Regions from separate parts of the Mus musculus genome. Here region 1 is linked to region 2. The links are chromatin loops, found by intact Hi-C in ENCODE. Cell type or tissue: heart. All regions are shown on one strand. Each heading gives the region's core, and the rest is flanking DNA. Links, peaks and the distances in the headings are about the cores only. Region 1 overlaps AI463229 (a long non-coding RNA gene). Region 2 holds the start of Gm31600 (a long non-coding RNA gene).

What was found. Hi-C counts contacts between places; a loop is a spot of excess contacts. Peaks named below come from ENCODE experiments on the same cell type or tissue, not always from the same donor. Only the 100,000 strongest peaks of a DNase experiment are listed, where the experiment ranks them.
Region 1: it touches region 2 in a loop (1.8-fold over the local background); 3 of 42 quality-filtered maps call a loop at or near these places.

Annotation. Positions count from the first base shown.
Region 1 is chr13:37,648,632-37,665,181 of GRCm38, forward strand. It overlaps AI463229 (a long non-coding RNA gene), which reads right to left. Exons shown (of 3, transcript XR_382206.3): 2 at 10,063-10,139; 3 at 8,382-9,530. Among named protein-coding and RNA genes, the nearest start is that of Gm40917, 8.8 kb to the left of the region's middle. In heart, for the core only: no CTCF peak of the experiment used is centred there; DNase peaks (open chromatin) are centred at 8,800 and 9,580; H3K4me3 peaks cover 381 bases; H3K27ac peaks cover 680 bases.
Region 2 is chr13:37,754,524-37,771,073 of GRCm38, forward strand. Gm31600 (a long non-coding RNA gene) reads left to right here and starts at 7,040. Exons shown (of 3, transcript XR_382211.4): 1 at 7,040-7,549; 2 at 9,958-10,082; 3 at 13,313-13,412. In heart, for the core only: no CTCF peak of the experiment used is centred there; DNase peaks (open chromatin) are centred at 6,868 and 7,328; H3K4me3 peaks cover 671 bases; H3K27ac peaks cover 2,754 bases.

The DNA of each region.
Region 1 (16,550 bases), core at 4,214-12,213, 100 kb before region 2:
CAAAGCTTCCTCCTCCCCAAACCTTCAATATCAAGACCTTGGGGTTCATTTTCAACACAGGAGCTTCTGCAGTGCACATTCAAATCATAGCAGAGAGGTCTCGTCCACTAGGGGTGGTGTTCTGGATATCTCCTATGCCTTGGCCTTTGAGTCTCAACCAGGAAACAGGGTATCCAGACATCAGGTTGTAGCTTTTCTTTCTTTCTCCCCAAGTCTGTAGTCTTGTTTCTCTCCAGCTAACTTCATGGAAAATGGAAACGGCTTTGCTCCCAAACGGAAGTGGTGCTGGCAGATTGAATTTTTTTTTTTTTAAAAAGATCTTGCCTTGTCCCTACAAAAAAGGAGAATATAAAAATCATCTAGAAGCTTAGAGTCAAGAAAGGGTCCCAAAACCGTGGTTGTAAATGGAACCATTAGTGAAGTACAGAAGAAATCTGATGGGGCGCTGCACCTTGGGAGCCGTGTTTAACTTGAGATGAGGCCTGAGGTTGATCGGATTCTTCGGAGCCTCGTGAGCAGAAGTGTCTTGAAGCATGTCCTTGTTCCCACAGTAGGCACAAATGCCTGGGCTGAGAAGCACCAGGATCCGCTGTCACCATCTTCCAAGGCCAACAGCCCCTCTGCCAGTGTTTCACCTGAGCAAATTTGGACCACAAGCCCACTAGCACTTCCGGCTCCTGCAGCTCAGCTCAGAGCTTAAATATGCAGCCTGAGGCAAGGGACTGGTTTGTCCTTCACTGTGAACTGAGGGTCCTCTGAGAACACTGCCCCTCAGTCGATCTTGGAAAGGGCTTGGGAAATCGTGAGCCTGACAGGCTTTTCTGGGCAGTGTGAGGGCCCTGCTGGTCCTTAGATCCCTCTTTGAGCAGTAATGATGGAATGAGGAAACCAGCAAGGCTCTAGACCCCCTCCCCCTCCTCTTCCCCCACCCCGTGACAGTCTCGCCAGCCTCCTTTTCATCTCCATTCCAGAATCTTCTCCAACTACTATGAACACTGAGACACGGACTCTGATTCAGTCCTCACCCCTGCCCTTTGCTGTCAGGGTGAAGTTCAAACTCCCAGTTGGTAATTCCAGGCTCCAGGAACTGGTCTAGGAGAACTCTTCTTTCCTTCTGCCAGTCTTGAATATTGGGCTATGAGCAACTTCTGTTATCAGCCAGCAACCTAAGATCTCTCACACGTTTGATCTGTCTTTCACAGGCGCACCATTCTCCCCTATCCGTAGCTCCCCTATCCGTAGCTGACATCTTTCTCTTCAGCCTGGGGCTCTCCCCCCTCCACACACCCCACACACACGCCCACACAATCTTCTCCAGGCAGCATTTGCTTCAAACGACCCTTATCCTCAGTTTTTCCTTCTGTATTTTGTTACCTCTTTCTGTGACTAATTTATGTTGGGCTTTAGTAAAAACCTGTATTTATGGAGGCTGGGACTACCCACAGCTTCTGGCGCCCACTTATCCAGATGGGGTCCTGGAACTTTTCCTACAGTGGACTACAGAAGACTTGCAAGCCATTATGCCCTGAAACTTGTTTGTGTGTCCCCAGTTGAACACTGAGTCCACTAGAATAGAAACTACACCTTATTTAGTTAATCCCATTTATTTACACAGTACCTCATACATATTACCAAAAACAACATAATTTTAAAAAATTTAAACACATCTATTCCTATCTGGTCGTATCTTCTTTTCTCCTTCAAAAGTCTCTAAGGTATTAAATGTAGAGGATTAGTTTTGTTTTTGTTTTTTGGTTTTTTTAATCTTTTACATTTGTTTTGACTACATGTCGGTCTATGTACCTCATGTATGCAGTGCCCCAAAGTGGGGAAAAAGCCAGAAGGGAGCCTTACATCCCTCTGGAACTAGAGTTTCAGGTGTTGTAAGTGGTCCTGTGGGTGCTGGAAATCGAACCCAGGTTTTCTGATAATTGTTCAGTGTTCTTAATCACTGAGCCATCTCTCTGGCCCCTGGGGTTAGATAATTTAAGTAGTTTGAAAAAAATCATCATAAAAAGTAATATTATGTAGAATGCTTGTTGAGTTAGACATTATTCTAAGTACTTTAATCTTCAGGTATTCATCCAGGCCCACCCCAGTGACCCACTTCTGCTGGCCAGGACTGACCTCCTAGACGTTCCCCAGTCTCCCAAAATAGCAACGTAAGGGTCACATGTATTCAAAAGACGCCTGTGGGAAAAGATTCCACCCACCCATCTGAGGGATCATAGCTCTGCTCTATTGCCCCTGTCTGTCTTGGGGCACACCCATATTATAAATAGACAGCCCTCCTTAAGGGATTTCTTCACAGTCAACTCACACCGGAGCATGGCCTGCTGTTGCCCACAGACTCAAGCGCCTCACCCTTGATGAGTGGTTCTGTCAGAGGGCAAGGCTTAGGGAGGGCCTACTGTGTGCAGGGTCAGGTTCAGAGCCATTCTGAGGGCAAGTAATGCAACCTCGGTCATAGTGGATGCACTCACCCTCCAGCCAAGAACTGAAGCACCACGCAACTATGACAAGCTGCTGGTCTACGGATTTCACGAGGGGAATCTGGCCATGGCTGGAGCTTGATCTAGGGTGTGGTACTACTTTCGCTTTGACAGAGGGCTCGTTGAGAGCAAAAAAACGCATCGTGGATGGATGCCACCACCCCTAGAATGTTCCTCTAAGAACTTTGAGCAGCTCAAAGTGCTGAAGGGGACTGAATTCACAAGATGGCAGTAGATGTACTGTTGCAGGCACTCAGCCAAGAGGAGGACCAACTTCTCCAGTATGCTGCCCGAAGCTTGGGTGGAGGAGGGGGTGTGACTCACCTTCTCCCCTGCCCAGACACACACACACACACACACACACACACACACACACACACACACACACCTCTTTGTTTGGGGGAGGAGGGACAGGTTTCTATGAAACGCTGTGCTCCCAGCTTCACCCCTGCATCTGAAGAGCATAATTGCTCTCTACTAAGCAAAGCAAGCCTGTTTATGGGAAACCTTTGAAGGGTCCTTTATCTTCACCTAAAACTTTATGATGCCAGCTGAGCACACCCAGAGGCATCTGTCCACCATTCCAGCGTCTCGAACAAGGGACTCACTGAGCATGCTCAGGAATGGCCCCACCTCTAGTGTGCTTTTCCAACTAAAATCACCATGCTTGCCTCATTCGTGGAGGGCTTGCTTTGGAAGTAACTTCCAAGTTCTCCATACCTGTTGCAGGTAATAAATCTTTCTCTACCTTTTTATGTCTTGGCTATGTTTGTTTGACTTCGAGCTCACTGAGGTGGGAACCCTGTGTACTCCATTACACAACCTGCAACTGTCCATCTTTCCAGAGTCTCACCCATGATGGTGACCAACCAGAGCCAGCTGCCCTCTGTAGGATGTGACATTCTCCACCATATTATAGCTTGGAAATAGACAACCACAAAAATCTTCCTCCAGGTTTTTGTTTCTTTTTACTAAATCCTGAAAATTGTGTATATTCATTAGTCTTCCTCTTTAAGGTCTATGGGTGTTTTGCCTGCATATATGTTCGTGTAACACATATGTGCAGTGCTGAAGAAAGTTTGACATAGATGTTGGAGCCTATGAAACTGGAGTTAAAGATAATGTGGGCCAACATGTGGGTCCTGGGAACTGAGCCCCAGGTTCTTTATAAGAGCAGCAAATGCCCTTAACCACTGAGCCACCTCTCTAGCTCTATATTCACTAGTCTTTATCCAGATGCCATCTTCTAACTTTCCAATATCATTGTGGGCCCTGTTAGGTAATAAAGAAACAAGGTCAGAACCTGTAATAGCTGCCTAGAGACAGTAAGGCCTGATTTCTGTAGACAGGTGAAGATGCATGTGGAATGTGAATTTAGAAAGAGGAGGGGAAAGGCAAGCAGTAGGGATGGAGTGCCTGAGTCACCCACAAAACCGGTACACTGAAATTGTAAATCTCATGGGAGGCATGGCCTTTGAGAGGAAATTATGTCACGAGGGCAGAGTCCGCATGAATGGACCAGTATTCTCATGAAAGAGCACCTCTTTGCTCATGGATGCGAGGACTGTGAGAAGACGTGATCCCTTAATCAAAGAGTGGCCCCTGCACACAGCATAACTGCCAGTGCCTTGGTCTGGAGCCTCTCAGCCTCTAGAACTGTAACCAATAATTTTCTGCTGCAAAAATTTAGAAGGCCTAAGGTTGCAAGATTGCTCAGTGGGTAGAGATGCTAGCTTCAGAGGCAGATGACCTGAGTTCAGTCCTCGGTACCTACAAGCTGGAAGGAAATAACTGACTCCTGCAACTCTGGTGTGACCTACACACACACACACACACACACACACACACACACACAGAGAGAGAGAGAGAGAGAGAGAGAGAGAGAGAGAGAGAGAGAGAGAGAGAATACAAATAAACCATTTTAAGCCATTGTGATCAAAGGGACTTTTGCTATACATCCCAAATGTACTGAAGCAAGAAGGAAGGCCGAGAGAGATGATCATGACTCATTCACCGTTAAAAAGATTTGAAGGCCGCCTGCATTGAAGTACACACATTTGGAGGTCTGTGGCCTGGAACCAAGATTATGGAAATTCTTTCAACAGTTACTGAAGTTCAGACGTCATGCATAGAGGCAGACACTCAACGCAGTGGTCTTCTATGTCTACTGTAGTGTTTGATTAAAAACCCATCCAACATCCAAAGCTCTCTTTCACTCTTTACTGTTTGAAATAAAAGCACATGAGGGAGTGTCCACTCATTAAATACAACTCATATTTTAAATACTTCTTCCTCTCTTAGCCATTAATCATCCACATACAACTTCTCCAAATCTATGCCCTGCCCTAACAATTTCAAATGCCCAACACCCTGCCTCTAGATCAACCATCCTTTTAATGCAGAGAATTAAATTTAAAGATAGCTGAATTTCTGAGTCAGGAGGGAATCCATTAAAAACTGGGACCACGCACAGGGAGCCCTTTAGTTACTACACTTTAAGAGAGGAAGAGGAAAGAACGGAGGGAATGAAGAAAGGAGAGGAGACAGAGACAGAGAGGCAGAGAGAGACAGACACTGAGAGAGACCAAACAGAGACACAGAGAAAGAGATAGAGACAGACAGAGACTGAGAGAAACCAAGACAGACACACACAGAGATAGAGAGACAGAGAGACAGATAAGAGAGACTGAGACAGACAGACAGAGATAGGCAGGGAGAGGCAGAGGGAAATAGAGAGAGATGGAGACAAACACATGCACACACAGAAAGAGAAAGAGAGATATAGAGAGAGGGAGACAGAGGCTAAGAGAGACCAAGACAGAAAGAGAAAGAGAGAGAGAGAGAGAGAGCACTTAGCAGACATCACACAATGAGCCCCTCTTGAGAAAGATGACTCCAGATGGTGTTTATCAAGCATGTCGGGGAAGAGGAGTTCCCCTGTTTATTGCAAGGAGACAAAAGATCCTTTATCACTGTTTATTGGCCACTCCCGACACATCAACAACCAATGTGTACTTCATCATTTTGTTGGATGGAGACTAATGTACAAGCAAAACTCATTCAACACTAAAGAGCCGTCTCTGTCTAAGGCATTCGATGCTGACTTAAGATGGATAATGGGTTTTTCCAGGCATTTCCGTCCATCACCAATGAGTGAGCAAGACAGCTGATGGTCACCCCTTGATTTAGGGTTTGTAGGAAACAGAAAGACAACTATTGCTCTCCTTCCTTCTACCATCAAGAAATGCGTGTTTGGAAGCTAGAGGTTGAGCTCACTGATAAACCCAACCACCCACCCAGCAACCCCAGGATTGAAAACAAATGTATTAGTCTTTTACTTTTGACTGCCTTATGATGCCAGTAAAAATGGCTAGCATTTATTGGAAGAGTCCCTCCCACCATACATGGTGCGAGCGCTCCTCCATGGAATGCTTCAGGTATGATGCTGTGGAGTCTGTTGTCACCCCCATTTGATGAGGAGCAGTTAGGATGCCATGGCTTACCCCACATCTCATGGCTGCCCCAGGAGCCCCATTACCAGCCTAACTTGATGTTCCCACCTCCTGAGGTTTGCCTTTCCAGGCTTGATGTTGTTCCACAGCTCAGGAGAATAAGCAGGATCTAGGCTCTTCCTAGAGATGACAACCCACAGCAAAGCTGCCCACATGGCAAGCCCCACCAGCTGAACACAACAGCTGGCCTCTAATGGAAAGAACATGGCTATTTCTAGCAGTATGCAAGGGGGGCATGGTTTACGTTGATTTGGGAGCTTTAGAAACAGTCATGGTTAGAAAACGAAACTCAAATAGAAGTTCTAGAACAGTCGTGGTAGGGTACACCTTTAATCCCAGCACTCAGGAGGCAGAAGCAGGGAGATTTCTATCAGTTTGAGGCTAGCCTCGTTTCCATAGTGAGTTTCAGGCCGGTCAGAGTTACATGGTGAGACTCTGTCTCAGAAAACACAGAGAAGGGTGTGGGAGGGAGTGGGGAGGAGCAAGGAGAAGAGAGGAAGGAGGAGGAAGGAGGGGGAGGAAGGAGGGGAGGAAGAAGAAGAGGAAGAACAGAGAGGAGGAGGAGGGAAGAAGGAGAAGAAAGAGAAGGAGAAGGAGAAGGAGAAGGAGAAGGAGAAGGAGAAGGAGAAGGAGAAGGAGAAGGAGAAGGAGAAGGAGAAGGAGAAGAAGAAGAAGAAGAAGAAGAAGAAGAAGAAGAAGAAGAAGAAGAAGAAGAAGAAGAAGAAGAAGAAGAAGAAGAAGAAGAAACATGTACCTATGCATCTGATGATGTTTCTAGATTATTCTTGGGCACCTCTGAACCTGTCATAGCAAACCAACCAGTTTTCATTTGCCATTGTGAAACTATAACTCCATTTTAAAGGTTGACAATCTCTAACTTTCTGTATAAGATAAATTTTTAAAAAGAAGAATTTTGCTCTTTTTAATTAAACATATTCAAAAAGATAAACTAACTAGTTGCAAGTTATTCAGATATTTTGCCATGAAAATATAAATCACAGTAATATGATTTATCTAAAAAAATCTATTTAGTTTCTTTTTTATATTTTTCTGATTTCGAGACATCTTTGTAGCCCTGGCTGTTTTGAAACTCACTACGCATAGACTAGGCTGACTTTTAATTCCCAGAGACCCACCTGCTTATCCTTTCTACGTGCTGGGATTAAAGATATGTACCACTATAGCTGGTTTTTTGGTTTTTTTTGGGGGGGGGGGTTTCAAGACAGGGTTTCTCTGTATAGCCCTGGCTGTCCTGGAATCCTGGAACTCACTTTGTAGACCAGGCTGGCCTCAAACTCAGATATCTGCCTGCCTCTCCCTCCAGAGTGCTGGGATCAAAGGCGTGCACCACCACCGCCCGGCTTATAGCTGGTTTCTATTTAACTTTTAATACTTAGCTCTGAATCTTTCAACTGCATGGAACATGGCATTGGGATTTAATATGATATGCATGTCAACCAGTTCCTATCCATAACAGATATACATTTACTATGAAAATTAAGAGAGAGAGAGACTTTGAAACATTAATGTTGAACTAAGTGTGTGTGTGGGGTCTTTCTTCTTATTTATTTTAAAACAGAATTATGGGGCTGGAGAGATGGCTCAGCAGTTAAGAGGAATGGATGCTCTTCCAGAGGACCCAGGTTTGAGTCCCAGCACCTACATGGCTGCTCACAACCATATGTACCTCCAGTTTCCACAGATCCGTTACTGGCCTCAACGGGCACTGCTTGCACATAGTGCACATACATACACACAAGCAAAGTATCCATCCACATAAAGTAAAAATAAGTAAATCTTTTAAAATATAAATGAAACTACAGAAGTAGTTTAAATCATTGAGGCATACATGAGCATGTTGCTATTTCTCTCTCCTCCAGATGTATATAATTTCACACATCTGTAGCCTTACACTGTTTCCAGTCCTGAAGAAGAAAAATGGAACTTATTTTATACAAAGCATTAGGAAGGACTTGTTTGTTCTTTCTCTTTCCAGCAATACCTAGTGGCTGGGTATGTGTGCATCGGATCTTCTTTCTCGATACAACTGAATTAAGAATATGTGCAAGTGCCTTCAAGCTTCTCAGACTTTTTATAGGGTTGGAAATGTGAGTGCACGCCTAGAATGTACAAGGGTTGAGCTTTAAAAGCAGGGCTTTTATGTTCACTCTCTCATTTCATTCTTGACTGTAGCTCAGTGAGTTAACGATGTTCTCAGAGATTCAGGGAAGGAAGATTTCTGGGGGGGGGGGGGGGGGGCACCAGAAACCAGCACAGTTTCTCTCGAAAGTAGCAGACAGTGAGTCCTTAGACTATGTTGCAACCACTCAGCAACTCCATTCACTGGAAAGGCAGCCATAGACAATAGGCAAGTGGATGTGCACACTGGTATTCCAATAAAACTTTATTTGTAGACACTGAAATCTGAAGTCAGATCATTTCCATGAATCACAAAGTACGACTTTGTTCTTGATTTTTTTTTTCCCCATTGAGAGACATAAAGGCCATGCTCGACTTGTGACAGGATTGGCCCACTCTGGACCGCAATTTGCCAACGCTTCATCTTGAGCGCAGTCTTGGATTGGGAAGGATAGTCAAAGGGCTCTGACTTAATTGCCTCTGCCTCCGTGGATGGACTCTTCTGACACCTCCAGAAGCGAGGTCACTTTGCCGTGGTCTGCTGGGGCAAGCACCCTGGTAGTTCAGTGCACTTCGCACCAGAAGGCTCTGCTTTAAATAAAAGCAAAGGAGATGCCAATTAAAGAGATAACTGTACAAGCTGCTCGGCCGTCTGCCCGAGATGAGAACAGTCCACGCTGCTGCTTAGCCGGCCGGCCGCCGCTTCTGCAGACTGCTCTTGGCTCACTTTCAGAACACTTGAGAAACGGTAACTGGTTGCGCAGAACTTGTTCCAAGCAATAGCCAGAGTGACTTTTGGTCTGTTGCTTCCTGGCACTGATGGCGCGTTAACTCCTCTTCTGCCTGAGCCATGAAACCCACAAAGTAAAGAAATCGCTCTTTGTCATTTAGATACACAGTTTCACTTTTTCTTCCTCCCTTTCTTTCTCTCTCTCTCTCTTTCTTTCTTTCTTTCTTTCTTTCTTTCTTTCTCTTTCTTTCTTTCTCTTTCTTTCTTTCTTTCTTTCTTTCTCTCCTTTCTTTCTTTCTTCCTTCCTTCCTTCCTTCCTTTCTTTTCTCTTTTCTTTTTTTTTTTTTTGACAAGAAAGTACTTTATTAAGTCTCTTGGCTTTATCCAGCATTTTGTAACTGAGTTAAGTTTCTTTCCTAGACTCATTCAGGTGAGTCTTAGTTCTGTCCATAGAAAGTGCATTTCTTCATCTTCACGTTCACACATCCTTTTTATACCAGCTTGACCCATCCAAAAATAGACCATAGCCATCAAGCCAGCTTTAAGCCAATCCCAGCAAATAGTTTTGATGCACCATTTCCAGGAAGACAGTGGCTCTCTCTTTTGTTCTGTGTGCTTGAAGGTCGAGTTTCCCGGGCCACTTTCTGCTTTCTGTTACTTGAATAGGGACAAAGCTTCATAAGGCAGAAATGACAGAGTAGAGCAGCTGCCCAGAAGCCACAGCTGAAAGAGGAAGTGCAACCTATCCCCACATGGGACATGCATGTCTCAGTGTGTGTGTGAGTGTGTGTGTGCCTGAGTGTGTTTGTGTGTCTGAGTGTATCTGAATGTGTGTGTCTGAGTGTGTGTGTGTCTGAGTGTGTGCCTGAGAATGTATGCATGAGCATGTGTGTGTGTGAGTGTGTGTCTGAGTGTATGTGAGTGAGTGTGTGCATGTGTCTGAGTGTGTATGTGCCTAAGTATGTGTGCATGAGCATGTGTGTGTGTGTGTATAAGTGTGTATCTAAGTGTGTATGTGCCTAAGTATGTGTGCATGAGCGTGTGTGTTTGTCTATCCATCCATGTACTGACACACCTGCAGACATGTAGAGAAAAGAGAGGGAAAATCAAACTCTTGCAGAAAGGGGACCAGAATAGGCCAGAGAGAAAAGAGAGAGCAAAGCTTGCTGAGACAGATGCTCCATCTTACCACGTGGTCAGAGACTAGAAGGTTCTACATGCTCTTTGCTCCATAAGCACTCACCAGTTCCTCTCGGAGGCTGTGGCCTGCGGGGGTGGGGAGGGGGAGGATGAGACACACACAGTCTACAGCCCCATCCTGCTCCCTCCTTTGTGTTCCTGCTGTCCCACCTCTACAGCTCCGTAGCAAGATGTGTCACCTGGCTAGGATTTGAGCCAGGCTTCGTGAGTACCTTCTGACCCCCTGGCCTAGGATCCTTGTGGCCAGGGAACAACATGTGTCCTTGTGTTGGGAATAGTGTAAGAACAAAAATTTAAAACTAGTGAAAATGAAGCGGTTTTACTACACCATTCTGCAGAAAGGGACATCACCATGGGGCGGGGCAAAGATGGTCAACATGCTGATCGGCATAGGCTGTGATTTTTTTTTTAAGGTCTCCTCCCCTGCCCCCAGTACAGCCCATAACAGGAAATTCCTATCCTCTCTTTTTAGGCTAGGACTTCCCCCTGTCCCAAATGCTCCCATCTCGTTGGTTTGTAAGACATAACGTTATCCAACAAATACGTTGGGACTTGAGACTGGCCCCCTTCTCTGGGCTCAGGCAGTGAGACTACCTGTAAGTTTCCATCTCTCAGGGCTCTAGGACAAGTAAACATGAGCTAGGGAGAGAGGGATCTACTGCCTCCACCTCATCTGTAACACTAATGAACTCTAAAAACACCTCATTTTGAAAGAGGACCATAATAATCTATTTCTCACATTTGGCTCATCATCAGATGCCACACCCCAGCAAAATACCTGGCACCCAGCAGCAGAAACATTAAACGTTCTCTTGTGGGTAAGCAAGGCTCCAGAAACTAGCCCTGGCTTTACTCTCCTTAGATGACTTGGTATTGGTGCCTGGAAGGCCTGCTGCCGTGGTGGGAAGCTGTATTGTGCAGAATCTACTTTTATCTCCAGTGAGATAAAAGCATCAAGAGCTGTGGGACCTGGGGGGATTGGGGAAAGGTGCCTGGCAATGGTGGCGCACGTCTTTAGTCCCAGCACTCAGAGGCGGAGGTAAGCAGATCTCTGTGAGTTCGAGGCCAATTTGGTCTACAGAGCAAGTTCCAGAACAGAACAGCCAGGGCTACACAAAGAAACCTGTCTGGGGAAAACAAACAAACAAACAAACATAAGAGGAGGAGGAGGAGGGGGAGGAGGAGGAGGAGGAGGAGGAGGAGGAGGAAGAGGAGGAGGAGGAGGAGGAGGAGGAAGAGGAGAAAGAAGAGGTGGAGGATGGAAGAGGAGAAGTAGGAAGAGGAGGAGGAGGAAGAGGAGGAGGAAGAGGAGAAAGAAGAGGTGGAGGATGGAAGAGGAGAAGTAGGAAGAGGAGGAGGAGGAAGAGGAAGAGGAGGAAGAGGAAGAGGAGGAGGAGGAAGGTGATGAACAGCACTTGGGTTGTTTACCTAGCTGTGTTCAAGAAGCTCTCAGCCAGCATAGAGTATGGTTTCCCCCCCAGATCCTAAGACTGTCTGAGATGGACCAGTAGAGAATCCTACAAGAACTCATCAGCGTGACCTCTGAAGGGACTTTCAAAAGCAGCCAGGAAACCGAAATAAGGAACAAACTGCAAAAGCCAAGAACTGGCCCACAAGGCACTCTGCCTTCTCTAGGTTCTTTACCCCCTGAAATGGCCAACATTGACATCTTCCCTGATCTAATCTTACTTAAAATACATGGTCTGGTACATTCGGTGTTGTTGCTCAATTTGGGTATTCCTCCCATTGTTACTCGGGACATTTACTGAGCATAATAGTATGTGATAGACAAAGAACAATCATACTAAATGGCTCAGTCCGGCTGTATAATGGGTATAAGTTGTGTGTGTGTGTGGGGGGGGGATTGCTATGTTTGAAAGTTGGGAAATTCCCACAGTGTGGGGTTTTAAGATTGGATACGGAGCAGTGAGGAAGGGCAGAAGGAAGAGTCTGGTGGGAGGGGCTTTCTGGACCTTGCAGACTGAACCTGCATTGGATCCCAACCTTTTGGAACTTTCTCAGCATTTGCTTACAGGGAACTGGCTATCAGAGCAGATGGGGGTGGGGGGGAGGCAGGTCTTGCTGTGATGAGAGCTCACTCACAGGGTGCTGGAAAGAGAAGCCAAGCACAAAGACACCACAACTGCTGGCCAAAGAAAAGACCATTCATGGCTGACAGGTGTGTGACATTTGCAACCCAGAGGTTTGTTCCCAAGCAGTCCCTCCCCACCCCCCACAAGCATTCATACTTGTCCATCAAAAAGAAAATTAACAAAACAAAGAAATTCCATGAGTCTCACCAAATACACACAGACCATGGTTATTAGGATAATAAAGATGTATTCTTTGCATTTAGCTCTGAGACTAAAGAAGAATGAATTCTGTATCATTGGTACAGGAACAGCAGGTCTTACTGTTTTTTTTTTTGTTTGTTTGTTTGTTTTTTTAACAGCTCTACCATGCAGTGCGTGGATGCTGAATGAAAAAGAATGATGCGGAGTTCAGTCCCAGGGGTTCCACCCAGAAGCCATGCACTAGTGAAGGACCTTAGTCAGATCACAATGTAACCAAAGCTCAGTAACACATTCTAATGACTATACGCTAGTAATATGATTGAATCCTTAAGAGTAATGCTCACTAGAATGTTTTGAAAGCGAACCAATCTCAGGCTGGAAAGGTGGCTCGGGGTTAAGGGCATTCACCCACTCTGCGAATCTTAAGACTGGGGTTTGGGTCCCGACATCTATAAAACAAGCTAGACCTGGTTCCTAGCCCACCAATAACCCCGCACTGAGTGAGAGGAAGACAGGATTGGTTCTTCTGGAAGGCTGCCAGCCTAGCCAAAGGCTGCAAGATTCAGGTTCTATGAAGGACCCTGCCTCAAAGGAATAAGCCGGAGGGTAAAGCAGAAGCCATGCCCTCCTCTGGTCTCTACAACAGATACACACACTGACAAACACAATAAACTTGAGTCACACAAAAGCAAGTTGATTAAATATGACAGGAATAACTTGGCTCTGAGTGTGTGTGTACTTAATTTGGCAACTGGTCTCCTAGGGTCTTTTTTTGTTTGGATTGGTTTGGTTTTGGCTTTCGTTTATGTTTTGCTTCTTGGTTATTTTACTCACTGTCAAAATAGTAAGTGAATAAAAATAACAAAAACACCCACGAGAACTACTACATTGTCAGGAACGTGTTTCTAGGATAATCATTTCACTGATCAATTTTTGGGGAGAAAATACTGGTAGTAGAAACTCGGGCCTTAGAAGAGGGATCTGATAGATTGAGAGATCTACAACAGAGGTACTGACTCTGAGGCTCAGGGAACCTTAGCGAGGAGAGGCAGAGAGATCGAAAGAGCCAGAGGATAGGCCCAACTGCCGTGAGACAGTATATTCTGAACATGGTAAGGATGCTACTGCCATAAACTCTCAAAAATAAGAATGCCTTCACAGGACCACACCAGTTGACATGCCAACATGTACAGGAAATATTTCATAAGGTCCCGCCCCTAACTGAAAAGCTGTTAGCAGCTCTTAGCTGCCAAGAGAGGAAGACTCCAATTACTTCATGGCTAAGTCCCAGTAGGTTTTAACCCTGAGTGGTCAGCCCTAAACACATGTGCCTATGGGCAGCACCAACTGGACTCAGTAGGTCATATAGATAAGAATGTGTGCTTCTGTGTATATAACAATAATAATTACAGAAGATTTCATCAATTCGAAAGTGCTTGTTATGCAAACACGAGGATCTTGATTTCTATCACACGCACACTTGAAAAAGTCACGTGACCACAACCACCTGTGAGGAGGCAGACTGATCTCTGTGAATTCAAGACCAGCCTGGCTCATGCAGTGAGTTCGAGGATAGCTGGGGCTCTGTAGAGAGACCTTGTCTCAACCGACCAAAACAAACAAGAAAAGGTGGAAGAGACGGGAGGATTACTGTGCCTTGCTGGCCTCCTGCTTACCTGAAAACTACAAGCACTCTTTGTTGAATGAGAGACCCTGTGTACAGAGAATACTGTGGAGAGTGGTGGAGAGGGGTACCTAACATCCCCATCCGGCCACTATGTACGTAGTTACATGCCTGAATACATACATACATGTATATCCCACACACATGTACGCAAGACATAGGAACACAAATGTATACACCACACATGCACAAGAAATTTCTATCATAATACCTTACTGATTCTCCAACCACTGTTTTCTTTAAAAAAAAAAAAAAGTTCTCATCTCTTCACAAATACCCTACTATCATGGAGTACTCAAGATAATGAAATATAGTTAGTCCGTGATCTAGTCATAAAATTAGAAATGGAATCTTGCAGGAGCAACTAATGTGTACTTTTTTTTATAACATTTGACATGTATTTACAAATAGCTTTTTATGGAAGCCGTGACTATTCAGGTTCCCACTTGAAACCGTAGAGGTTGGCTCACAGCCATCCTACTGGAGTTAGCGCTATCCTTTCTGAATCCTTCCTGAGCCTTAGAAGACATGGACGCTTGTGACACAGTGGCATAGGGTCCCAATGATTTTGCATTTCTCTTAGTCTGTGCGTGATAGAAAAACATTTAATCTATTATAATTCTTCTGACTCTTCTGACCATGTCCTTTGTTCGAATTGCTTACTTATGTTTTAGATTTTGTTTTGTTGTTTTTCCTAGAGTGGGTGAGTGAGTGAGTGAGTCAGTCAGTCAGTATTTGAAGCAGAGTCTCCCCAGCCTGTCCTGGAACTCCCAACCATCCTGCCTCAGCTTTCTGAGCTCTGAGATCACAAACATGTACCAGCATGCCTTGCTCATTTATTTTCTGTGATAAACAGTCTTTTTTTTGTTTTGTTTTGTTTTGTTTTTTTGGTTTGGGTTTGGGTTTTTTGTTGTTGTTGTTGTTGTTGTTGTTTTGTTTTGTTTTGTTTTTTGAGACAGGGTTTCTCTGTGTAGCCCTGGCTGTCCTGGAACTCACTCTATAGACCAGGCTTGCCTTGAACTCAGAAATCCACCTGCCTCTGCCTCCCAAGTTCTGGGATTAAAGGCATGCGCCACCACTGCCCAGCTGATAAACAGTCATCTTTACAGTTGATTTGAACCTGTCATTGATTCCTTCATATTACAAGTGCTTGCTGGTCAGCCATGCAGTATCTTTGCGTGGCTCCCAAGACCTGACCTAACTGGGGAGGTGAGGGGATGAAGAAAATCCAGACACAAGGACACACAAAAAAGCTGCAATAGGATGGACTGGGCTGTCTGATGGAGAAGCTGTGGCAAACTCAGAAGCTCACTGTAATTATTATATACAGGTGACCAGGAAGGTGGAGTTACTGTATACAGATAAACAAGGAGGCAGGGTTATCATATACATCTAGAGGACGAGGCAGGGTTAGCTAATCCCAGTAAATGCATTCTCCATAGGAGAATGTGTGTGTGTGTGTGTGTGTGTGTGTGTGTGTGTGTGTGTGTGTGTGTGTGTTTGTGTGTGTAGAGTGACTAATGATTGATTGACTAATGATTGAATGATTAATAACTGATTGACTAATGATTGACTAGTGATTGATGTGGGAGGGCCCAACACACTGTGGGTGATAATACTCCCCCCATGGCTAGTGGCCCTGGGGTGTATTAGAAAGCAGGCTGAGCAAGCCAGCAAACAGCATTCCTCCATGACCTCTGCTTCAGTTCCTGCCTCGGCTTCCCTCAATGGACTGTAGCTCAGGACGTGTAAGCCAAATCAACCCTTTCCTTCCCAAGATGCTTTTGGGTATGGTTTTATCCCAGAAATAGAAACTCTAAGGCATGGCTTCTTCAAAACCCCTGCACCTTCAACTACACTTCTCAAAGATGTTGCCTAAAGCTTCCACATGCCCTCCTCTACTGAAGCAATCCCCCCCCCCAAAAAAATGATCAGCTCTCAATAGTCTAACTACGCCTTGGAATTAGTCAGGGTAAGGAAGAATTTACTCTTTAATATTTTGACATAAACAAAAACAAACAACAACAACAACAACAAAGCAAACCAGAAATTGGTTTTCTTCCAAGACAGACAGAAAGAAGATTCTGACCAAAATAGGCCACCAGAGCCCAGCCACATCCCAGCTCCCCAAGGAATCTCAACCCTCTTTATGCAGTGTGGGCAAGCTCTGAGCTCCCTGGCAAAGGGCTTCTTTGATACAAGATCTAATACTCTTCTTGTTCCACATTCCCTGAGTTAACCTCAGACATAGTATCTTGGATCTCTGTGTGTTTGTATGTGTGTGTACGTGAAAGTGTATATGTAGGTGCTCCTGTGAATGTGCTCTGACATGCTTCTGTTTTGTCTCCCCACACGCTTTTGTGACATTAGTTATCTGTATTTTACAAGGCACAGGTTGTCCCATCTTGCCCCCGTCATATCTCTGCAACTCCTCCTCCAGCTCCATCAGTCCCATCTTCCCCATCGTCTCCTCTCAGGTGTACCCCACCCCTCCTTGTC
Region 2 (16,550 bases), core at 2,760-10,759:
GTGGGTGAATGAATGAATGACAGGATCTTGGATTGGTGTGTATCTTAGTTACTTTCTATTGCTTTGATGAGACACCAGGACCAAGGCAACTTATAGAAGAGTTTACTGGGGCTTAGAGTTCCAAAGGAAGAGTCTATGACCATTGTGGCAGGAAGTATGGCAGCAGGCAGGCAGACATAGTGCTGGAGCAATAGCAGATAGCTTACCTCTTGTGACAACACTAGACATAGAGTGTGACCTGGGAATAATGCAAGTCTTTTGAAACTTAAAAGTCCACCCTGAGTGACACACCTCCTTCAACAAAGCCACACCTCTTAATCCTTCCCAAACAGTTCCATCAGCTGGAAACCAAGCATTCAAATACATAAATCTATGGGAGCCATTCTTGTCCAAAAGACTACAGTATGTTTGTTTGTTTGTTTGTTTATCTGGTTAGCTTTGTTTTGTTTTGGTTTTTGGTTTTTGTTTTTGTTTTTTGTTTTTTGATTTTTGTTTTTGTTTTGTTTTGTTTTCTGAGACAGGGTTTCTCTGTATAGCCCTGGCTGTCCTGGAACTCACACTGTAGACCAGGCTGGCCTTGAACTCAGAGATCTGCCTACTTCTGCCTCCCAAGTTTAGGGCTTAAAGGCATGTGTGGCAATGCCCCACTGGACAGTCCATTTATTTAACTTATGCTCATTTTATTCCAGTTCTACAGTCACTTCCAAATATAGGTACAAATTCTTTGATATTTTGTTCTTCAAAAGGTGGAGTCTAATTCTTCTCCCATTAACTCCCATTAAGAATAAGTGGTAGCCAGGCGTGGTGGCGCACACCTTTAATCCCAGCACTCAGGAGGCAGAGGCAGGTGGATTTCTGAATTCGAGGCCAGCCTGGTCTACAAAGTGAGTTCCAGGACAGCCAGAGCCATACAGAGAAACCCTGTCTTGAAAAAAAAAGGGGGGGGGATATTTAGTCATTTTTAATGAATTCCTTCCTGTCAATGTAATCAAAATAATTACTCAAGTGAGAACTAGGGCAGTTTAGACTAGGAATGTAACTCAGTAACAGAGTAGTTGCCTAGCTTGCATGCAGCTCTAAATTCAATTCCTAGTACCACAAACCTCAAAAGGATACAACAGTTTCTCTTTTGCTCTTTCTTAGCTTCTTAGGATAAATAAGACACCTGGTTGCACTGGCGAGTTTAATGGCAACTTGACACAAGCTAGAGTTGTCGAAAGGAAGGGAAGTCAATTGAGATCTGGCTGTGGGGCCTTTTCTTAATTAGTGATTGGTACGGGAGGGCACTGTGCATTGTGGATAGTGACATCCCTGAGCTGATAGTACTGGGTTCAAAGAAGGTTGAACAAACTTAGGGACCAAACTAGTAAGCAGCAGCAGCCCCCTACCCCCACCCTCCTTGGCTTCTACATTAGCTTTTGCCTCCAGGTTCCTGTCCTGTTTGAGGTCCTGTTCTAATTTCCTTCAAAGCATAAGCCAAATAAGCCCTTTCCTCCCCAACTTTTAGTCATGATGTTTCATCACAGCCATGGAAATGCAAACTAAGAGATGTCTCATACAGATTCTCAAACAAGGGCTGGAGAGATGGCTCAGCGGTTAAGAGCACTAAGTGATCTTCCAGAGGACCTGAGTTCAGTTCCCAGCAACCACATGATGGCTCACAACCATCTGTAATAGGATTTGATGCCTTCTTTCTGGTATGCATGAAGAGAGCAACAGTGTATTCACATATATAAAATAAATAAATTTTTTAAAATTTAAAAAACAAAAAACAGATTCTCAAGCAAACATCTGGGGAGGCCTATAAAGTTTCTCCATAACAGAGGCCTCCTATCAACAAACATGTGAGTGACCATCTTAGAGAAAGGCCCTTTAGCCTTTGGATTACAGCAGCCCCAACTGGTATTCTGACCTTCTAAGACAAACACCTAGCAGCACTGTTCCTGAAATACCAACCCAGAAAAACTGACATAATTTAAATTTGTTGTCTTAAGCCACTACATTTTAGGGTAAATGCTTATGCAACCATAGGTAAATATTTAACTAGCAAATATCTAACATAGGCCTCTGCCCTCTTATTTGCAAAGCTCTAGGTAGGATACAATGGTATAAAAAACAGTTCTACCCCTATATCCCCAAAGCACAGTCTACAGGCAGTACCAATTAACACTGTGATAGTATTGGGATTTGAATCAGAAATGTCTCCTACAGCCTTATGTTTTAAACTCTCCATCACTAGGATATGGTTAAATGCTGTGGAGCCCATAGAAGGCAGGGCCTGGCTGGCACAGGTAGGTCAGTACAGGCAGGTCTATTGGTCTGATCTAGACTTTGTTTCCTGTCTACTGGCATGTGAGGGGTCTTTGTCAGTGGGGAGCATCTCTGCCATGTGAATTCTGCCATGTTTTCTTTTCCACCGTGCACCACCTGAAACCATGATCCAAAGTGAACTCCTCCATGGGATAGTCACCTCTGTTGGGTGTTTTTGTCACGTCATCAATGAGAAAAGTAGGTAGAAGAAGGTAGTATTAATTGTTTGAGAAGAATGTGGAAAGTAACCAGAAATAATATTCTAAGTGTTATTTAAAAGATAAGCAGAAATGGCTGGGTAGTGGTGATGCACGACTTTAATTCTAGCACTCAGGAGGCAGAGGAAGATGGATTTCTTGAGTTTGAGAACAGCCTGGTCTACAGAGTGAGTTTTCGGACAGCTAGGGCTACGAGAGAAATATGTCTCAAAAGAGAGAGAGATTGGGTTGGGGAGCAAAATTGACAAGGTGAATTGACCAGGTGAAAGAAGACTGATACAGAGTAAAGACAATAGAGGTACAATGTAGCATTTGAAATTGGAGACTTGTCAGTACCACAGCAAATGCTAGGGCCAGGCCATTCAGGGTCTTACAAGCCAAGCTTCAGTGTTGACCCTAACTTAAGAACAAAAGCAACCACCGAAGTCGCAGCCTGAGACTTGCTTGGGTTATCAGGACTTTACACAGGGAAGCGATAAACTAAGGAATGGAAGTGGAGTGTAAAAAGATCTAAGTCATGAGCCAGGCCTGGTAACTCAAACCTGACTGCCTACCACTCCAGAAGATGTAGCAGGAGGGCTGACAAGAATTCTAGCCTGGGCTACATATTAAGTTCCGGTCCAGGATCACATACACAACAACAAATACATACAATTCATTTTGAAAGAGGACTTACACAAATAGTGTCATGGAGAGCGAGAACAGAAACAATCAAAGAGGATGGCAATGGCCCCTGGCTTGGGCAGACAGATGGTTCATGGGAAGTACCCTTCACAGGTAGAGAAAACAAAAGGATGTGAGGTGGATAGAGTGTGTTACATGACGTGTGTTATTTATTTATGGCTTTTTGAAACAAGTAGCATAGGTTACTTTCAAACTTGTGGTCCTCTTCCCTCAGTCTCCTGAGTGGGGGGATGACAGGCATGCACTGGCCCTCTCCAAGTGGGTATTAGTTCTTTGGATCATTTGAGTTGAAGTTTCTGTATGCTACATGGAGTAGAAGGTTTAATCTTCCAAAACTGAAAGGGAAGGTGTAGTCTACAGAGAGAGACATGGAAGCCATTGCAAGCACAGGGAGCTCCCATTTGAAGCCTTGGCAATAAATGTGATCTTTGAAAATGAGAGTTTCCTGGGACTAGAGAATATGTGTATGCAACCATCCTTTCTGGTTACTTTATTAGATTCTTATATCTACCTCCCAACCCTTCCAACCCCTCCTCCCCCCAACAGAAGAGAAAGATGATTAGAGGGAAAGGGGGCCATAGACCTCTTTAGACTACTTCCTGCTGATTAGGAGCATTGAGTTCCTTGTGGCAAGTCCAGTCTTCATTGTCAGGATATCCAATTTCTTCTTCTCGTCTCTTTACTCAGGATTTCCTGACAAACCACGACAACAGGAGCTACCAGCAGCTCAGGGAGCAGCAGCCTCAGCAGCCTCTCAGGGTGCTGTCATTTTAAAACCCTGTCAAGAGTCCCCCAGAATTCCAAACACAAACTATCTTCAGCCGGCAGAATCACACCCCTGCCAGAGCACAAGGCAAATCATAGTCAGCTGCTGTGGACAATCTGAAGTAGTGCCATATCCCACACCTAGGACTGAAACAAAAGCACACTCATGTAACATAATGGGGCTTTTAAAGAAACCAAAACTCTCATTACATGTGTGTCTTTGGAGAACGCTGCTCCAGGAGAAACAAGCAAAACATGACTCAAACAATACTAAGAAAACAATATATTAAGAAAACGAGAAAGCCAGGGATGGAGAGATGGCTCAGCAGTTAAGAGTATGTACTGCTCTTGGAGATGACCCCAGTTCAGGTCTCAGTACCCATGTCAGATAGCCCACAACCAATGACCCTGTAACTCCAGCTCCAGGGGACTGACACTGGACATGCTGGTCTCCACACACACCTGTACCCATACCCCTCCACATGTACATAATGAAAATTAACATCAACACCGAGAAACTAAGAGAATGGGTTCATTCAAAAGATGATAACCAGCAGCAAAGGATGCTGAGAACTCAGTAACTATGACTTGCCCTTTAAATATAGCAACAGAGACATTGCCCAAGACCTTGGCAAACATATTGATCTCTGGGATGCCCACTTGGAGCTGACAGAGCCATCTTAATAGTTTTAGATATATTTGAAAGAATTTTCCCTTTTATGAGTAGAAACTTAGTCACTGGTATCAAAGCACATGTGCACACACACATGTCTCAATCTCTTTGTAAATAGGTGTCCCTCGTGGAATCAGCAGAATAGTCCAAAGCTTCCCTTAAGTGCATGAAAGAACCCACAGATCCAGCCCAGAGCCAAGGTCACCTGGAAAACATTGGGTGATTACCCCTGAAGGCTGAGGAAGCAAAACAGGCATCCATAACATCTTCTAAGCACAACTAGCTCCACCCCGTGTCCTTCTAGAACTGGAGAAACAAATCCATTTTCAGGGAAACATGAGAGGATTTATTTCTAGGACTTTCCCTAGCACAGTCCAACGCCATCCAAAAGGGCGGCTCCCTTTGCTGCAGAGCCTTGGTGGCCAAGTCTGAAGAAGCAGCTGTGCTTCCTCAGGGCTCCATCCCTTCGTCTGTCAAAAGAAGTGAAAATGTAAGTCCTGCAAGAGTGGACTAAAGTCCACACTGATTGCCCTGGTGCCTGGCACATAGGAAGATAGGGGAATACTTTTGTTCTTATTAGACAATCTTATACTTTGAACATTGTGATATAGTTATCGTTGGACATCTTTCTCTTTTTCCTACAAAGTGTGAGCCTGTGGCGGCCTCCCCATCACCACCTGCACACACCCTGCTCTGGGAGCGCAGCGGCTGAGACACTATTCTTACCGCACACACCAGATCTAGTGCTTTCTGGTGCACCAAACACGCTTTGGGATGAGTCAGTAAGATCCAAGGGTATCTACCAAAATGTACTTTACCAAAGTTAAAAAAAAAAAAAAAAAAAAAAAGTGTTGCTTCCAGGAGTGGAAAATATCATGTGTGGGGAGTCAGAAAAAGCTGGTCAGGAAGTAAAGAGCACCTGAAGTTTGCCCAGTACTCTGTCGGAAAGACCTGGTGTTCCACTCTGAACCAGCCTGAGAGTAAGTCCAGTAACAGAGCAGCCTGGCCACACAGCAGGGGGAAAAGATAACAGCCCTGTGGGTTTGTTGGCTCTTTTATCCTTCCAGGGGAACTCCCTTTGCAGGCAACCGAAGAGAGAAGGCAGTTTTTAAAGAATGCATATCTCTTGTAAATGTCACAGACAACCTTTCTATCGAGATTCATCCATCTTGGACTAGAGGTGGTGAAGGTTCTGGGGACCAGTGACAATTTGGGTACACCAGCAACAAAAACCCAGACATAATCCAGCAAAGCCCAGCAAATTGCATGTCATTTCAAAAACAGAGGGAGACAAAGCAGAGGCCAGTCCCAAACCCAAGAGGAAGAGAAGTGTTCATCCTAGCCAAACAATAAAGTCAACACTTTGAAAGGGAGAAGAAGAAGAGGAAAAAAAAAAAAAAAAGCCAGCACAAAGGGGCAACCTAAATACGTTAAACAGCACAAAGAGCTGTGACCAAGAAGTTTGTGGCTGTCATCTATATCACCTAACAGACCCTGGGACACAGCTTTGTAAGCTGCCGGCTTTGGGGATGAGCGAAGAGAAATTATAAACTCCAATCTCCCAAAAGCAAAACTTCACATAAGAAACTTGACATAAGAAACGCACCAAGGAAAAGAAGAAGAAAGAGGAGGGAAGTCAGGGAATGAAGAGTCAGCCAGATGACCACACACACACACACACACACACACACACTCCCCGGACCTCAAATAGTATTTCTTCAGACCTATGCTAGGGAGAAAACCATAAAGATGCAATCTTTTATGTAAGAAAGTTATGTTGGTTATATAAAAAAAAAATCATAAATGTGATTTAGGTGTTCCCTGTATCTCTAGGGGAATTCCATTTTCATCCTTCATGATTTGCTAAGAAACTGAGGTACAAAGAAACGAAGGAAATCACTGGAAGTATGGCAGTGTGAGTCAACAACTCCATCAGGAAGCTGGGGCTGCGTCGCCTCACTTCCTGGTTTCCTCTATAAATATTAGCATACACTGCCTTCCTCTCAGAAGAGTCTCAGAGGTGGCAGCTGTGTAGCTTAAGAAAGGTGACTTTCCAGCGGGGAAGGTAGAGATTTGAACTATACGGGGTGGGACAAGATATCCTGACATCAGGCCTGCGGATCAGCAGAAACCGGGATATCACCCCAGATGGGTCTTTCCCCTTCTTACGTCTGGAAAACCCATCTAAGCTGACTCTCTAACATCCTTTCTTAGAGGAGTGTCCTCCACGCTCCCCGCCCAGCTCCCAGTTCTCAGGCAGTGGCTGCACAAATTAGCAGCCTTTCTTTGTCCCCAAAGCCCCAGAACTCAATTGTGCTCCAGTGCGTGCCAAAAGCTCTCAGAGTGTGCCGTGCATTGTAATAAAGCTGGCACGTGCTCTCGCAAAGGATTTTGTTCTGCTTAAACGGCCCCCCAGAACATTTGTTTGGTCACCCGTCCCTCTAAAGCAAAATAAGGGAAAGAAAGGAAAGAAAAGGCTGAAAACTGCTCGTTTGACGCCTCCAAAAGCTCGAGTGGAAGTTTAACTAACTTCAAGGGAAAGCCTGAGAACACTGCATCCCCAGTCGTTTGAGGACTTTATACCTCGCAAGGCACCAGAGCTGGATTCTAGAGCAAAGGGCAGCAGCGCTCATTCTAGAGGTTATATCATAGATGGTGTAACATTACCTTCTGCCCACTGGGATCTTATCAACCCTCTGTTCCTGGTCTATTTTGAGACCCATCTGAGCCTGCTACCTGGGACATGGGTAGTGTTAACAAATCAACGTCCTGCTGACAAGAGGTGAACGGAGTCTCATCTGGAAAGAACAGGGCAAGAGATCAGTAGGCAGTTGGATTTATGCTTCAGAGCATTGCTTCTTTGCATGAAACTTAGAGGTGCCTTGTTAAACACTTAGAGGTAAGTTGTAATGTGTAACTGGGACCCAAATCAGCCACGTTAGTAGGGAAAAATACAGATGAATTTTGTTACTTAGATTTCTTTGTTTTGTAAGCAAGAAATGGACTATTAAAAGGAATTCCAGCGGGGCAGTGGTGGCATATGTCTTTAATCCCAAACACTTGGGTAGGGAGAGGCAGTCAAATCTCTGAGTTCAAATCCAGTCCATATAGAGTTCCAGGGAAGTCGGGCTACACAGAGAAATTCTGTCTCAGAAAAAAAAACAAACAAACAAAAAAATTTCTTAGCTAGGTGTGGTGCATGCCTTTAATTCCAGAACTTGAGAGGCAGAAGCAGGGGGACCTCTGTGAATTCCAAGCCATACTGGTTTGTATAGTGAGGTCCAGGACATCCAGGACAACAGAGACAGACGCTGTCTCAAAAACAAAACAACAACAAGAATCTCTTAGCCTAGTGTGACACATGCCTTAATTCTAGCACCTGGAAGGTGGGTAATCTGTGAGCTCACGGCCAGCTTGGTTTACATAGTTCTGTGCTAGCCAGAATTACAGAGTGTGACCATGTTTAAAAAACAAAACAAAAAACAAAAACAAAAAGAAGCAGAGGGTGGTAGCATGCACCTTTAATCGAAGCACTCCAGAGGCAGAGGCAGAGGCAGGGGGATCTCTGAGTTTGAGGCCAGCCTGGTCTACAGAGTGAGTTCCAGTACAGCCAGGACTACAAAGAGAAACCCTGTCTCAAACAAACAAAGAAAAACAAATGCAAAAAAACACAAAGGAACTCTCCCCTGGAAGCAAGAGTCCGGAGCCAGCTCCTACACTGGTAAGTCAAGTCTACAATGTGTTTACGTCTTCATCTATGGCTGTGGTCCCGTGGACTTGAAACAAGGACACCTTTTTTCCTACAAGCAGGTAGTCAGTTCCTCGGTCTCCCTAACCTCCTCCTGTATATTTTTAGCTGTTTACAAAGATGCTCATCTTTCCAGTCCAATAGTAGCAGCTTTAAGAGGCAGTGCTTTGGTCCTCTCTCCACCTGTCCCTCATCCCCCAGCCACAGTGTTGGCTTGCCAGATACTACCTGCTGCTCCCTTGCAGCATCCTCACACCCAAGACCGCAATCCCTCGTTTCTGACCTTGATGAGACACTCCTGACTGGTCCCTCCAACCTCCCAATACAAATATCTTCCTCACTTTCTCCAATGTGTATGCTGGGCAGAACTCTTGAAAGATCAGAGGATCTTATTGCAGGCATATGTGGCTTTTTGTTTTTGTATTTGTGGAAGGGGGTGGTTCTAGTGAACCATCTTTGGGGATTTGAGGAGTTGATTGGGATTTGTCGCCACCCATCTTAAAATCATTGGTATAGGGTAGAGCTATAGCCTGAAGCCTGGGGGTGGGGTAGGGTAGCGTTGAGGGTGGAGACACTGAAGAAACAGCCATTAAAGCCATCCGCAGATGGTAAAATAGTTCTGGGTCCCGAAAAGATGATAGGAAGTGAGAGATAAATTACCATCAATGTGTGTAAGAGAGGCTGAGCCGTCAAGCCAGAAGGATGCCCTACTTTTTCAGCCACCATATGTATGAAACAGTGAGTTCTTCAACTTCCACATGGCATTTGTTGACTTGATAGCTATTAGGTGCAATGGGCTCTAAATTGTCTTCTAAGACGGTGATGATGGTGATGGTGATGGTGGTGGTGGTGGTGGTGATGTCTCTCCTATGGAAAAGCCACAGACTCATTTGCTTTCAAGATAATTGCCTCTCTTTTTTTTTTCTAAGATACTAAGGGTTAAATAAATCTTTTAAAGTCTCTCCTTCTTGATGACTGTTTCCAACCGTGAAAGGGACAAAATAATTAGGTTAAGTCACATCTAGCTGGGTACCATCTGTGCATTCAATTCAAGGATGAGCCGGTAGCGGTTAAGCCACTTACATGGCTGCAAGTCCCTGGGAAGTGTAAGCAAGAAGTGATAAATGCCAGGGAGCTGAGGAGACAGCTGTCAGGATCTGGCTTCAGTTTACAGCAAACCTCACCTTTGCAAAGATAAGAGCGAGCGGGTGCTCATGGTGTTAGACCTGAGCTGACCAGGAGACCCCTCTGTGCTGGTTACAGTTCTGGAGTCACAGAGCCGTGTGTGTGCTCAGATTCTAATTCTGCCACCCAGCAGCTACCTGACATTAGATGATGAATTACCCAGCCTCTTCACTGGTCAGAGCTCTTCATCTGAACGTGGGGAAAACCAGCAATATTTGCTTCACGAAGTCGTGAAGATAACCTGTGAAAAGGCCCCATGCCAAATGAGAACTTGGCAGGGATCAGATAGTGATTAGACAATGAGTGAAACGAAGAGCGTTTGCTGGTACACAGGTCTCTCTTCCTCCTAATCCCACCTCCAACTCCAATTCCAGAGCTCATCCAAGGCACCGACCGGGTCCTCATTCAACAGTGACGCCATCTGCTTGCAGGCTTGCCGTGATAATCCAAGAGTAAAGTCCCTTCGAAAAGCACCCCGAGGAAGAAAGAATTGTCAACAGTAAGCAGAAAGTTGAGGGCAGAATGAATCCTGTAAAGAGAGCCTTCTGAGGCCCTCTGACCAGTGTCTGGGGTTCTCACGAGAAGAGCACATTTTAAGCTTCTATTACTGTAAAAGGTTGCAGCAGACCTCTGTGTCTCGGGTATTTCCAGTCTGGCGGTGCATACAGATTGTGAAAGTTTTCCCTGGTGTTGGATATTAAAGCGAATTCAGGCCTCCCGAGGGGATTGGTTCACAAACTCCCTGCAGATAATCAAAGCCTCAGTCGCTCATATTCTATAAAATTGCAATGTATCTGCATAGAATATATTATAAACATGTGTATACAGATCATCTTTAGATTACTTATAACAAAAATTATTACATGTTCAAAATATAAATTTTAAAATATTCTTTCTCCCCGTCCCCATTGACTCTCTCTCAGCATGTTTACATGTTTTTATCATGTATATGAGTATTTTCTGCATATGTGTATGTCCACCATGTCCATGCCTGGTACCTGGAGAGGTCAGAAGAGGACACCAGATATCCAGGAACTGGACTTAGAGCTGGTTGTGAGCTACCATGTGGGTGCTGGGAACTGAATCTGGGTCCTATGCAAGAGCTGCAAGTGTTCTTAACTGCGGAGCTATCTCTCCAGCCCCTAATGTACATTCTATTAGTGGAATCCATGGATGTGGAGAGTGAATGGAATGTAAGTATAAAGACACAGCAAAGAAGGGAGGCCCAACAGTCCTGACACATACGAATGGTACCCGACATCATTTCACCCTTTATGTCATTGTTGTAGGGCAGATGTTGACCGTCTCCCAAAGCTCCATGTGTTGAAAGGGTTCTAGCTCATGGGGCTTTTGGAAGGCAGTGGGACCTTCTTTCTCTTCTTTAGATGGGGTCTCACAGGAAGGAGTTAGGTCATTGCGGGCATGCCTTTGAGTGGGTATTGAGAGCCAGTATTAGATACCTTTCTCAGTGCTGTGAACATAACAAACAAAATATCTTACCAAAGCCACGGAAGGAAGGAAATGTTGATTTCAGGGTCACGGTGTGAGGATGAAGTCCACCCCTATAGAGAGGGCATGGCAATGAAAGCCACTAGTCCTGTGACCACAGGACTGAGAGATGGTGGTCACACTGAGTACCAGGCAGGGAGCACAGAGCAAGGAACGCTGCTGCTTAGCTCATTTGCCCTTTATCTTCAGTCTGGGACCTCATTCCATGGGATGGTGCCACCACATTCAAGGCAGATCTTCCCTCCTTAGCTGATCTCATCTGGAGGTATATCTCCTAGGTGATTCCAAATCTACTCAACTTGACAATGAAGACTAGTTACCACCGACTCTACCTTCTTTCTCTATCACCCCTCTCTTTGCTTTTCCACGATAAATAGACCTCATCTACTGTCTCCTGCTGTGATATGCTGTCTCACCACAGGCCCAAACCAATATGGACACACACATGTACTGAAGCCTTAAGCCCAAAGCAAAACCTTTTCTCAATTTAAATTAATTCTCTTGGGCATTTTGTCACAGTGATGGAAAGCACAGCAATACACTATGTTATAAACAAACAAAAGCATGGTGTTACATGAAATGAAGCTACACAGAAAGGGAGGGGGGAGGAGAAGAGTGGAGAGGAGAGGAAGGGAATGGTAGGCAGAGGAGCTGCCTTTACCAAACTTTCGAGCTTCCTGTCCGGAAATGGTTCAATTGTATCCACTCCCTCCGTAGACAAGATAACAACTGAACTTTCAGTTTTTATTTATTCTCTTTGTGTGGTTTTATTTTTCTTTGTTTGTTTGTTTGTTTTTCCAGGCAGTGTTTTTCTATCTAACAGCCCTGTATATAGACTGAGGTGGCCTCCAGCTCACAGAGATCTGCTTGGCTCTGCATCCCAAGAGTGCTGGGATTAAAAGAAAGGCATATGCCACCACACCGGGTTTAGTATTTGTTAATTCAAAAGATACGTAAGCATACTGTGGGGATGTGTCTGTATAATCCCAGCACTTGAGCAGTGGAGACAGGAGGATCGAAGTCCATGCTCATCTTCAGCTCCATGGAGAGTTCTAGGTTAGCCTGAGCTACATGAGACCCTATGTGATGGCTAATATTGAGTGTCAAATTTGACAGAATCTGGACTCCCCTAGGAGGCAAGCATGTAGGCATCCCTGTAAGAAATTATCTAGATTAGGTTAATGAAGGTGGAAAGACCATTTTGTCTATGGGTTGTCATTAAGACAATTTTAAATCCATCTTTTCTTTCCCAGCCCAGCCCCCAATTTTGGAATGATGAGTCCGAGACTAATTATTTATTATTAAGTGCCTAGGCGATGAGCTTTGGCTCATTCCATAACTAGCTCGTAACTATATAAACTATACTATATCTACCATTTAATTAGTGACCTCTTCTTCAGTCCTGGCCTGCTGCTCCCTTCTCGTCTCTCTCAGCATCTCTCTCAGCATCTCTCTACCTGCTGGCTTATGTCCATCTCCTTCATCTGTCTCTGTGTTGTTTCCTCCATCTGTGTGTTATCCAGTCTTTGTGTGATCGATCAATTGGGCTACCATTTCGAAGTCAATTTGCATGCATATTTTGGAGAAATCCATAACAGAGACAGTCTGTGAGAGTGAATCAATCACGCAGGGTATTTTCTTTGTGAAGACATTCACGTCTCAGTTGATAGTGGTCACGAATGCCAGTAGGATTTGATGAAGGAGGCAGAGGCAGGAGGATCATGAGTTCAAGGCTAGCCTGGGCTACATGTTTGTGAGCCGGGTGATGATGGCACACACCTTTAATCCCAGCACTTGGGAGGCAGAGGCAGGCAGATTTCTGAGTTCGAGGCCAGCCTGGTCTACAAAGTGAGTTCCAGGACAACCTGGGCTATACAGAGAAACCCTGTCTCGAAAAACAAAACAAAACAAGTCTTCCTTGGTCAGATCTAATCTTTATAAGCTTAGTTGGTAGCTGTATTCTTTCATTCCCTGTAGATGCATAAGCATAGCCACGTTCCCATCTTAATATTATTGCAGGTTTTCATTCTAATGTCAACACTTCCTTATAGTGTATTGGTTCGTCCAGTTCCTCAGTTTTTTTTTTGGTAACCCAGTGTCTCTCAGCTGCTGTTGTTCCTTCTTCACCAACATTAAGAAAATTGAGAGTTAACAAAGCATTATTTAGTCTGCCCTTGAGTTATTTTTTTTAACTCTTCCTTTTTTTTTTTTTTAAATAAGCATCTCTTTTAAGGTACGGTTGGTTCAGTCAGAATGGCTAAGATCAAAAGTTCAGGTGACAGCAGATGCTGGAGAGAATGTGGAGAAAGAGCAACACTCCTCCATTGTTGGCGGGATTGCAAGCTGGTACAACCACTCTGGAAATCAGTCTGGTGGTTCCTCAGAAAATTGGACATAATACTACCGGAGGATCCCGCAATACCTCTTCTGGGCATATATCCAGAAGATGCCCCAACTGGTAAGAAGCACACATGCTCCACTATGTTCATAGCAGCCTTGTTTATAATAGCCAGAAGCTGGAAAGAACCCAGATGTCCCTCAACAGAGGAATGGATACAGAAAATGTGGTACATTTACACAATGGAGTACTACTCAGCTATTAAAAAGAATGAATTTATGAAATTCCTAGGCAAATGGATGGGCCTGGAGGGCATCATCCTGAGTGAGGTAACCCAATCACAAAAGAACTCACATGATATGTACTCACTGATAAGTGGATTCCAGAAACTTAGAATACCCAAGATACAAGATACAATTTGCAAAACACATGAAACTCAAGAAGAAAGAAGATCAAAGTGTGGACACTTTGTCCCTTCTTAGAATTGGGAACAAAACACCCATGGAAGGAGTTAAAGAGACAAAGTTTGGAGCTGAGACGAAAGGATGGACCATCTAGAGACTGCCATACCCGGGGATCCATCCCATAATCAGCTTCCAAACGCTGACACCATTGCATATACTAGCAAGATTTTGCTGAAAGGACCCTGATATAGTTGTCTCTTGTGAGGCTATGCCGGTGCCTGGCAAACACAGAAGTGGATGCTCACAGTCAGCTATTAGATGGAACACAGGGCCCCCAATGGAGGAGCTAGAGAAAGTACCCAAGGAACTAAAGGGGTCTGCAACCCTATAGGTGGAACAACAATATGAACTAACCAGTACCCCCCAGAGCTTGTGTCTCTAGCTGCATATGTATCAGAAGATGGCCTAGTTGGCCATCAGTGGAAAAAGAGGCCCATCGGTCTTGCAAACTTTATATGCCCCAGTACAGGGGAACGCCAGGGCCAAGAAGTGGGAGTGGGTGGGTAGGGGAGTCGGGGAGGGGGAGGGTATGGGGGGACTTTTGGGATAGCATTTGAAATGTAAATGAAGAAAATACCTAATTTAAAAAAAAAAAAGAAGCAACACACACACACACACAAAAGGTACGGTTGGTTCTTTCTATAACTGATTGCCCAGTGGGATGGTGTGGAATACCAGTAACATGCTTTATATAGTAATATGCAAAGAATTGCTTCATCTTGTTGGATACATATTCAGAAACATTATCAGTTTTAATTCATGCAGGTATCCCCATAATTGCCATTATTTCCAATAAGCGTGTCATAGCACAGTCAGCTTCTTCAGAACTTAAAGCAGTTGCCCATTGGTTGCACTGTACTATGGTCCTCTGTGCAGGCCTGAATAAAAAGGAAAAACTGAGCCCAGGGTGCGAGATACCCACCTCGCTCTACTTCCTTACTGCTGATGCATGTGACCAGCTGCCGAACCTCCTCCTGCCATGGCTCCACCCACTGTGATGTACTGTACCCTGGAACTTCGGGCTAAAATCAGCCCATCCTTCCTTAAGTAGCTCCTTATCAGATATCTGGTGGCAACAATGAGAAAAGTAACTCATTGTCACCATTTCTGACAAAGAAAAAATAAACAATACATATTACATATGATTATATAAATTTAGAAAGTCTTCTAAATAAGTTGATTAGTGACACAGACTTCCACTTGCATAGGACGTCTTTATTCTATTATTATTGGGCTTGACACACACAAGGCTTTGCAGACACTGCAATAATTCAGTATCCTGATGACTGGTCCATCACCATGAAGGAACCTCAGTCTTAGAGCAGAAACACTTTGCCACAGTTTGGGTTATTGTCACTGCAGTGAGACACCATGTCCAGTGCAGCTCTGGGAGGAAAGGGTTTGTTTTGCTCACAGTTTCATATCAAAAGCAGTGAGGGCAGGAACTCACCAAGGCTGGAACCTGGAGCAGGAGCTGACGCAGAGGCTATGGAGGGGGTGCTGTTGCTTACTGGCTTGCTCCTGCCTTGCTCTGCCTGCCTTTTTATAGAGCACAGACCACCAGCCCAGGGCTGCCACCATCCACAATGGGCTGGGCCCTCCCCCATCAATCACTAATTAAGAAAATACCCTCCAGCTGGATTCTATAGAAATCTTTCCTCTCCACTAAGGCTCCCTCCTTTTAGATGACTCTAGCTTGTGTCAAGTTGACATTAAACTAGCTAGGGCACAAACAGAAAAAAAAAAAAAAAAAAAAAAGAAAGAAAGCAGAAAAGGGTCCTTGGCACATCTTTAACCTGTTTTGGGTGATTTAAGCAAAATGGGATTAAATGTTTTCCCCTCTGGTTGAAGCCTATGGTCCCAGCCATTTGGAAGATAGAAGCAAGAGGATTACTGGGGCTCAGGGGTTTAAGACCAAGCTGACCAATATAAGCAGCCTCCATCTAAAACTAATAATAAATATTTTAATTAAAAGAAAAAAATCTTTTCCCAGAACTTCTGAGTTCATGAAGTCGGTCTTGTCTGCACTTTGCTTCCTCTCTGTGTCCTTGGGAATCCCACACATGTTCCAGTTTTTCAGATCTCTATAACATATCACCAAATACTTACTGGATGATAGCGATCTTGCTCATAACCTCAATGGTATCTATACCTCAAATTAACTGCACTCATTGGATTGTCTTTGTGATAGTTTGATGATTTCCAGATGCAGATATGAATAGAAAGGGGGTGGAGACGCAGCACACTCATTCAAAATGGAACCAGAACCTCAGCTACCACATGTGTTTTAAATATATTATCCATACAATTAAGAATACAGTATTATAAACCAGCTCTACAGATCTTAGGATAAAACCAATGACAGCAAGTCTTCTAAGCCACAAAGAGGGTCTTAATAATAGAGATTCCATGGTGACACACTCTGAATATTCCTGAATATTACAAACCTTCCTTAAAAAAACAAACATGTTCCTTTCTGACATTTTTCCTTCATTCATATTCATATATATACATATATATATCCTTCCATGTATATATGAAAAAATATATATGTTCATTTTATTTTGGGAAATTTTAGAGAAATTTTTAAAAAGGTGACTTTTTGGGTCTTTTTTTTTTTTTTTTTTTTTAATTTGGTTTTTCGAGACAGGGTTTC